Regions from separate parts of the Homo sapiens genome. Here region 1 is linked to region 2. A link is a contact called in ENCODE Hi-C or POLR2A ChIA-PET data. All regions are on one chromosome and are shown on one strand. Each heading gives the region's core, a stretch centred on a gene start or an enhancer-like site at or near the end of the contact. The rest is flanking DNA. Distances are from core to core; before and after follow the strand shown.

Region 1 (4,561 bases), core at 220-2,719, 150 kb before region 2:
ACGTATGTGAGGTGCATAGAGTAGTGAGGTTCATAGGCACGGACAGTAGAATAGGGGTTGCCAGGGGTTGGGGGCAGGGGATGAGGGGGGCTGCTGTTTAATGGGGGCAGGTTTTAGTTTTGCAAGATGCATAAAGTTCTGAAGATGGATGGTGGTGACGATTATACAACACTGTGAATGTATGTAATACCACTGAACTGTGCACTTAAAAATGGTCTGGGTGCTGTGGCTCACACCTGTAATCCCAACACTTTGGGAGGGCGAGGAGGGCAGATCACCTGAGGTCAAGAGTTTGAGACCAGCCTAGCCAACATGGTGAAATCCTGTCTCTACAGAAATACAAAAATTAGGCCGGGCACAGTGGCTCATGCCTTTAATCCCAGCACTTTGGGAGGCCGAGGCAGGCTGATCACGAGGTCAGGAGATCGAGACCATCCTGGCTAACACGGTGAAACCCTGTCTCTACTAAAAATACAAAAAATTAGCCGGTGTGGTGGCGGGCACCTGTAGTCGCAGCTATTCGGGAGGCTGAGGCAGGAGAATGGCGTGAACCTGGGAGGCGGAGCTTGCAGTGAGCTGAGATTGCACCACTGCACTCCAGCCTGGGTGACAGAGCAAGACTCCGTCTCAAAAGAAAAAAAAATTATCCAGGCATGGTGGCAGGCGCCTGTAATCCCAACTACTCGGGAGGCTGAGGCAGGAGAATCCCTTGAACCCAGGATCAGGCTGTGGAGGTTGCAGTGAGCCGAGATCACACCACTGCACTCCAGCCTGGGAGATAGAGCAAGACTCCATCTCAAAAAAAAAAAAAAGACTCAAATGGTAAATATATGTCATGTATATTTAACTACAATTTTTTAAAAAAGTAAATAATTAAAAATCAATCAAATGAAAAGTTGCAGGCCAATGGGCCTAGAGTGCTGCCGGGTGTATTAATATGTCGGCAAAAGAAAAAAATGCTCATGCATCCATGCATCCATGTGCCTGTACTTGTACACACCACCCTGGAAGGATACCAAAGAGCTGCCCCGTGAGCCGGTGACAAGGATGGCATTCCTTAGGTGGGTGGGAGCCCCAGGCAGGAATCTCCACAAGTGAGTCCTTTCATGCTCCTGGAACTTGGAATCTTGGGACTCTGTTACCTATTAGAAAAAGTTAAAAAATTAGTTGCCAAAGGAGGCCAAGCTGAGGGAAAAGAGCTAAAGCTTCCAGCAGCGATGGTGGCCCCACCCCACCAGGCCCCACCTTGGGCGGGGGCTCCCGGGAAGAAGCCAGCCTGTCCGGTGAAAGCTTGAAGCTCCTGTTCTGTAAGGAGCTGAGTAATGGTGACATACCAAGGCAGGTCAGCAGGGAAGAAGGCGACTTTGTTTATTCCTTCCCTCCTAACCTCACACATCTTCCGCTCAGAGGTCCAGCAGTGTGCGGTCGGCCCCGTCCCAGTGGCTAGACTGAACGATCTGCTGAGACCACGGAATTCTGAGCAGAAGGCGTTCCCAACAGCCACGCTCACACCCAGAGCACAAGCTCCCGGCCAAAAGCCGCCTCCCTCGGCTGCACAGGAATCTTAACATGCGGGATTATCCACTGAGGAAAGAGTGGAATGGAACAAACAGAAAAAGTGAAGGTTCCTGTAAAGGCGATTAAAATCGACTTAGTTGGCAGCCGAATGTTAACACTGCTGCAAAGCCTTAAAAAGAAAGCCAGCCATTTTATGCAGAATTTACATCCCAGCAGCCCAAGAAATGAGGCTCTTACCTAATTAAGGAGCAGTAACAAGGCATATTACTTGCTTCTGTTTTTATTTTTACCTTTCGGATAATTTCCAAATAAATTATTACCAAGCTGTTTTGAGGTTTGAGAATAAGAAGAAAATCTGATATTCAAAATAAGGAGTCGTTTCATGGTCTCTGACTGATAAACAGACATCCATTAGCAAAATGAGAGAGACACATTTTCCTAGATCAAATTTCCAAAGAAATGAAGTTTGTTGTGTTTTCTTGTCAAAATGCTGGCTGCCTCTGGTGTTTTGATGAAACATTTTCCTCTGGAGAATAAGAAGATTCTGGAAGTGTCTTGTGTGTTTGGAGGGCTAAATAGATGATAGACATAGTGATGCTGTTAGAAGTTAGGGCTCTCTTGTAGAAGGAGGTACAGATACGGAATGACGGACACAAGGAGGAGCCTGCAGGGCCGGGCAGGACTAGGAGTGACTGTGAATTCATGGTATGAGTTATTATGGATGCATTATAACTAATTACACGATAATTAAAATTAATAGTACAATCACATATTAATAATACAACTATATTAATAATATAATCACAATTCAATGATGTTTAATAGTATTATTAATTGTATATTTATTTATACATATTATAATAATCTCACAAATAATTTTTTTCTAGGATCTAAATGATACCATGGTAAAGTGAGCACAACTCATGCCTGGACCCCAGTGTGGAAGAAATACTCTGTTCTAAGAAAGCTGGCCTTGGTCGGGCGTGGTGGCTCACGCCTATAATCCCAGCACTTTGGGAGGCCAGGGCAGGAGGATCACTTAAGCCCAGGAGTTTGAGACCAGCCTGGGCAACATAATGAGACCCCATCTCTATAAACAATTTTAAAAATGTAATCAAGTATGATGTTGGGGACCTGTAGTCCCAGCTACTTGGGAGGCTGAGCCAAAGAGCCATGATCCTGCCAGGGCGCTCCAGCCTGGGCAACAGAATGAGGCTCCGTCTCAAAGCAAAGAAACAAAAACAAACAAACAAAAGGAAGCAGGGCTCCTCAGGGAAGTGGCTGCCTCCAGCGCTGCAGCAGTTAAAGTGCAGGCTGAGCCGGGTGCAGCGGTGGTGCCAGGAAGCAAGGGCGTGCTCCACCATGACAGGGACACGGGGCCGGTCAGCCAGCATCCAAACAAGCCCCACAGCCACTGAATATAACTCACCGAATCAAAGAAAACCCCACAAGCCTTCACTGGTAGCCAGAGGGGAGACTGGGCAGTTTTCCTTACGGTGGAAAGCCAACTACTAAATGGAGAAGAAATGAAGGAGTTAGAAAATCACTATGTTGAGTGGGCATAGTGGCTCACGCCTGTAATCCCAGCACTTTGGGAGGCCGAGACAGGAGGATCGCTTGAGCCCAGGAGTTTGAGACCAGCCTGGCCAACATGGTAAGACCTCATCTCTACCAAAAAAATTTTCAAAAAATTAGCTGGATGCTGTGGGATATACCTGTAGTCCCAGCTACTTGGGAGGCTGAGGCTGGAGGATCCTTTGAGCCCAGGAGTTTGAGGCTACAGTGAGTCATGATCACAGCACTGCACTCTAGCCTGGGTGGCAGAGTGACACCTTGCCAAAAAAAAAAAAAAATGGTAGCACAATGTAGATTTTTACAGAAGGAGCAAGAAAGGCCACGAAGCAAAATGTTTAAAAGCAACAACTTGAAGTGAAAGGTTTAAGGAGCTCATTGAGCTTTCCTTTTCTCCGGAAGACCCCAGAGAGAGCCCTGAGTGGGTCTGTGGCCATTGGGAGTCTCTGGCCACCACAACGGGAGCTTGTGGTCCTGTAGGAGCTGATGGATGGGTCAGCATCGCCTGGGCCGAGTGCCCATGTCTGCCATGTGACTCGTGGTCTTCCACAGCAGACACTCAGCTCTCTACATACAGGCGTGGCTGGTACGAAAGCCACAGGGGCTCCCCCAGGGCCCCAGCTCAGGGTCGGACGTGGGATGTGGCCGGCCCCAGACTCTCTGCTCGAGCTCATCTGTGCAGCCTCACAGGGGCTGGCCCTGCCACGGGTGCCCCTCCCGGGCCGTGCACCAGGAGGTTTCCACCCTGACCTGTGAAGATGCAGCGCTCTTCGGATCTGAGCAACACACTTCATTCAGGATGGGCCTTTCCCAGGACAGCACTGATGGGAGCTTCCTGTGCACACCTGTTGGGCTGTGCTTCTCCTCGGAACATCCGGTTAAGCAGGAATGGGGCCTGTGTTGGGGTAAGGGGCTGCTCCACTCCCTCCATGCCCCACCTGCAACTGTGCAACCACCTCCTGCATCCAGCCAAGCTGAGGGGTCCACATGGATGGTCAGCAGGGTTTCACCTGGCAGTGAGATCTGCCCCCTGCACTGGGGGGACGAGGGCTGGTCTGTCCTCATGTCCTGCCCCAGTGGCCACCCCAAGCCCCAAGGGAAAAGCAGCACAAGTGTGTCTGCTCCCCACTGCGTAAGGGCACCTGCTCCTCTTTCCACCGGCCAGCTCCTGGATGCCCCACACCCGCAGCCTGTGAGCAGAGGGTGGCAGGAGGGAGAGGAGGTGACAGAGAGCCCAGAGATAAAAGCCAATGTGTGGGCCACTCCTGAAGGCTGCAGGCACAGAGACAGGGGGCACCTATCAGGGCTTGGGGCTGAGAGGACGCCCAGAGCTGCAGGCGGAGAGCAGGGGTCACTGCCAAGGGCTCTGGCCAGAAAACCAGGCATGGGGCTCTGGGGAGCCTTCAAGGAAACAGGCCCGGGGCTGTGGGCTGAGGCGGGGCTCTGGTGAGACAGCTCCTAAACCCCAAGC
Region 2 (3,974 bases), core at 1,410-3,909:
AAAATGGTTAAGATGAGGCCGGGCGCAGTGGCTCATGCCTGTAATCCCAGCACTTTGGGAGGCTGAGGCAGGTGGATCATTTGAGGTCAGGAGTTCGAGACCAGCCTGGTCAGCATGGCAAAATCCCGTCTCTACTAAAAATACAAAATTAGCTGGGTGTAGTGGTGTGCACCTGTAATGCCAGTTACTAGGGAGGCTGAGGCAGGAGAATTGCTTAAACCCGGGAGGTGGAGGCTGTAGTGAACCAAGATTGCGCCACTGCACTGCAGCCTGGGAGACAGAGCAAAACTCGGTTAAAAAAAAAAGTAAAGTGCATGTCATGTATATTTTACCACATTCTTTTTTTAGACACAGGATCTCACTCAGGAGTGCAATGACACAATCACAGCTCGCTGCAGCCTTGACCTCGTGGCTCAAGTGATCCTCCTGCCTCAACCTCCTGAACACCTGGGACTACAGACATGTGCCACCACACCTGGCTAATGAAAAAAAAATGTGTTTTTTGTTGTTGTTTTTTGGTAGAGATAGGGTCTTGCTAAATTGTCCAGGCTAGTCTCAAACTTCTGACCTCAAGTGATCCACCTGCCTTGGCCTCCCAAAGTGCTGGGATTACAGGCATGAGCCAACGCGCCCGGCCTCATCTTAGCCATTTTCAGTATGCAGTTCAGTAGCAATAGTATATTCACATTGTTGTACAACCATCACCACCGCCCGCAATTTTTACAAAAGTAAAATGAAAAAGAGAATGTCCAATGGGTGATATCTTTGAATGTCTCTACATTTGGTGGCATCTTTGGAAAATACAATCTGCCACAGAATCATACAGTAGACAGTTCAGGGGCTTGTGCCTCTCACCCGCTGTTACCTTTATAAAATTCATACAAGCTGTGTGTTGCTCTGCATTGCATGTATTCCACTGTGTGAATATACCACAGTGCATTCATCCAGCCTATTGTTGATGGACACTTGTGTGCACTCTAGTTAGCACTATTAAGGGATTAAGGGCAATGCTCCCATGGATATTCTCGTATCACTACTCTGGCACACACGGGTCCTTGTTTTCTGGCTCATGGGCTACGCACCCGTTCTGCTTTGTGAGATACTGGGGAACTGTTCTCCAAGTGGTTGTGTCACCTCACACTCCCACCAGGTGTGTGGAAGACCTGTTCGTAACCTCCCCCACAACACTCTAGGACCACCAGGAGACCTCCTTTAACTGACTCTGCTTGGTTTCTTTCCTGGCAGGACCTGCCTTTCCGCCCAAAGCTGCACGGCGGAGCCAGTTTGCTGCCTCTCTGACCACTGTGGTGGGCCCTCCCGGGAACTGCTCTGCCTGCCTCACAAAGCTGCTCTCAGGGCTAAAGCTGGCAACTGCAGCCATCCCTGCCCTTGCCGGGGGCTCCTTCAGGGCCGTGGCTTCTGCCTGGGTGCCCTTAACTATGCCCTGATCCTATCTGCTTCCTGTCTCCCAAAAATTCTTCAAACTCTTCCAAAATTTCTGGTCAACTGATGGCAGTCTCGAGTATTTCCCCTCTTACTGTGGGCTTATTAGTTTTCACTGTCTTCACAGTTAGATTAAATGGGACTGGGAGGGAGGGGAGTGAGTATGCAGGTTCTGTTTGCTCTCCTGGGCTCCTTCCCTGGCCAATGCCCCTGGCCGTCCCCCTGGAGCCCAGCATGTGGCCAAGGATGCTCACTGCCCCAGCAAAAATACAGGCCTCATGTTTCACTAGTCGTGGCCACCCAGCTAAAACATATTTCACCTTTCCTCCCAGCTAGATGTGGCCGTGTGACTATTGTTGTTTTTTTTTTTTTTTTTTTTTTTTTGAGACAGAGTTTTGCTCTGTCGCCCAGGCTGGAGTGCAGTGGCGCAATCTCGGCTCACTAAAAGCTCCACCTCCCAGGTTCATGCCATTCTCCTGCCTCAGCCTCCCAAGTAGCTGGGACTGCAGGCGCCTGCCACCATGCCCAGCTAATTTTTGTTGTATTTTTAGTAGAGACAGGGTTTCACCATGTTAGCCAGGATGGTCTCAATCTCCTGACCTCGTGATCCGCCCGCCTTGGCCTCCCAAAGTGCTGGGATTACAGGTGTGAGCCACCGTGCCCGGCCGTGACTATTGTTCAACAGCCGCTTCTGGGAAACTTTGCAGCAATCTAGGCTCTAGGCTTTAGTCCTGCAAACTCTCTTCCAGGGAACTGGCTGGCCTCCCGGCGCTGCACCCCATCTGACCCTCCCTGGGGTTCTGCTGTTGCCCCCGCTCCCATGCTGGTACTTTTTCCTGCTTTTAGCCAGGTCTCCCGTTTCCCTTCACCCTGGTGAACTCCTGTTTGTTTGTCTAAACCCATGTAAGTGGCAGCTACTCTTCCCGACCTCTTAGCTTGCCAGGTAGGTGGCTGTGTCCCCTCTGTCCCCAGCCCTTCTCCATCCCCTGTCACTTCAGTCTGTGGGGCCTGTCCCCGCCACCCCAGGCTTGGTCCACCTGCAGGTGGAATGAGAACGGGTGAGCCCACGGTCTGCAGCAGCGCCTTCTGCACTGTGGACATTCCTTCCACCAGCGTGTGCTACAGGGGCCAGGCCAGCCAAGGCCAGTCACAGGGCAGGACATCCCCACTTGTGCCTTTTCCGTAAAAGTGTGAAGAGAAAGGAGTGTCTGAAGGGGTCCAATGAGGAGAGCCAAGGGCTAGATGTGTATGCGTCTGCATGCCCACGCACACTCCAGGCCCTGCCAGCCCCAGAGGGGTGTGGGTGGGCAGAGAGGCACTGCATATCCTCCAGGGTGCCTGGGCTGCCAAGAGCAGCCCCGGGAAGGGCTGCAGGCCCTGGGAGAGTGTCCCCATGCCCTCTGTGTGGTATGGTCTGGTCCTGGATGTCCAGCTCTGGCTCACTTCTTGTTTGGACAAACGCCCACCCAGATCAGACCTGGGTGCCAAGTCCTGAGGGCTTGACAAAGGCAGGGTGAGAGCCAGATAGGATCTAAGGACTGGCTCCTGGGAACAGTGTGGGTGCCCGCCCTGTGTTTACACCAGCTTCCTGCTCCTGGGCTCTCCGTCTGGCAAGCTGGGTGCGGCCACAGTCTGAGAGGGCAGGGAGGTCGGGGGCCTTCTCCCAGCCCTCCCGTTGGACTCTGCACACCAGTACACCCAGCACGTGCGCTGGGCAACAATGGCATGTGAGCTGGTAGCAGGTGATACATGCTAAGGCTCTGGTATTGGGAGAATACCCATTGGAATGGGAGGAGGGAAAAACATTAACCTCAGATATTAACTTTGGAGGGCATCCATGAAATAGGCACAGTAGTTATAAGTGCCAAACAGGCAGAAGGGAAAGCAGGGAATAAAAGACACACACGTGGCTGGGTGCGGTGGCTCACGCCTGTAACCCCAACACTTTGGGAGGCTGAGGCGAGTGGATCACTTGAGGTCAGGAGTTCAAGACCAGCTTGGCCAACATGGTGAAACCCTGTCTCTACTAAAAATACAAAAATTAACCGGGCATGGTGGCGTGTGCCTGTAGTCCCAGCTACTCAGGAGGCTGAGGCAGGAGAATTGCTTGAACCCGGGAGGCAGAGGTTGCAGTGAGCCGAAATTTTGCCACTGCACTCCAGCCTGGTGACACAGCGAGACTCCGTCTCTAAAAAAAAAAAAAAAAAAAAAAAAAAAGACACATTCTCTCTCTCACACCCAAAAGATGCAAGAAAGGAGGAATGAGTGGGAAAGCTGGGCAGAAAATGTCACAAATAAACCCAAATGGGCTGGGTGTGATGGCTCACGCCTGTAATCCCAGCACTTTGGGAGACCAAGGCAGAAGATTGCTTGAGGCAGGAGTTCAAGACCAGCCTGGGCAACATGGTGAGACCCTGTCTCTGCAAAAGAAAAAGAAGTTTGGTGTGGTGGTGTTTCACCTGTGGTCTCGGCTACTTGGGAGGCTGAGTTGGGAGGATCACTTAAGCCCAGGAGTTGGAGGCTGCAGTGAG

What was found. A loop is a pair of places that touch in the nucleus more often than their neighbours do. ChIA-PET counts read pairs that join two places held with the same protein, here RNA polymerase II (POLR2A).
Region 1: a map of kidney shows a loop between it and region 2 (7-fold over the local background). The contact joins two enhancer-like sites. A Hi-C loop is called at or near these places in 1 of 168 maps with a recorded cell type or tissue (kidney). POLR2A ChIA-PET finds 5 or more read pairs at or near these places in 3 of 52 experiments (BJ, activated naive CD4-positive, alpha-beta T cell and common myeloid progenitor, CD34-positive).

Annotation. Positions count from the first base shown.
Region 1 is chr22:19,688,764-19,693,324 of GRCh38, reverse strand. No RefSeq gene overlaps it. Among named protein-coding and RNA genes, the nearest start is that of SEPTIN5, 23 kb to the left of the region's middle. RefSeq lists enhancers at 797-1,356, 4,339-4,561. Within about 2 kb of position 1,469, at least 7 of the 41 ENCODE cell types and tissues checked have a DNase peak (open chromatin) inside an H3K27ac peak, as active enhancers do.
Region 2 is chr22:19,543,209-19,547,182 of GRCh38, reverse strand. No RefSeq gene overlaps it. Among named protein-coding and RNA genes, the nearest start is that of CLDN5, 21 kb to the right of the region's middle. RefSeq lists an enhancer at 2,370-2,869. Within about 2 kb of position 2,659, at least 2 of the 41 ENCODE cell types and tissues checked have a DNase peak (open chromatin) inside an H3K27ac peak, as active enhancers do.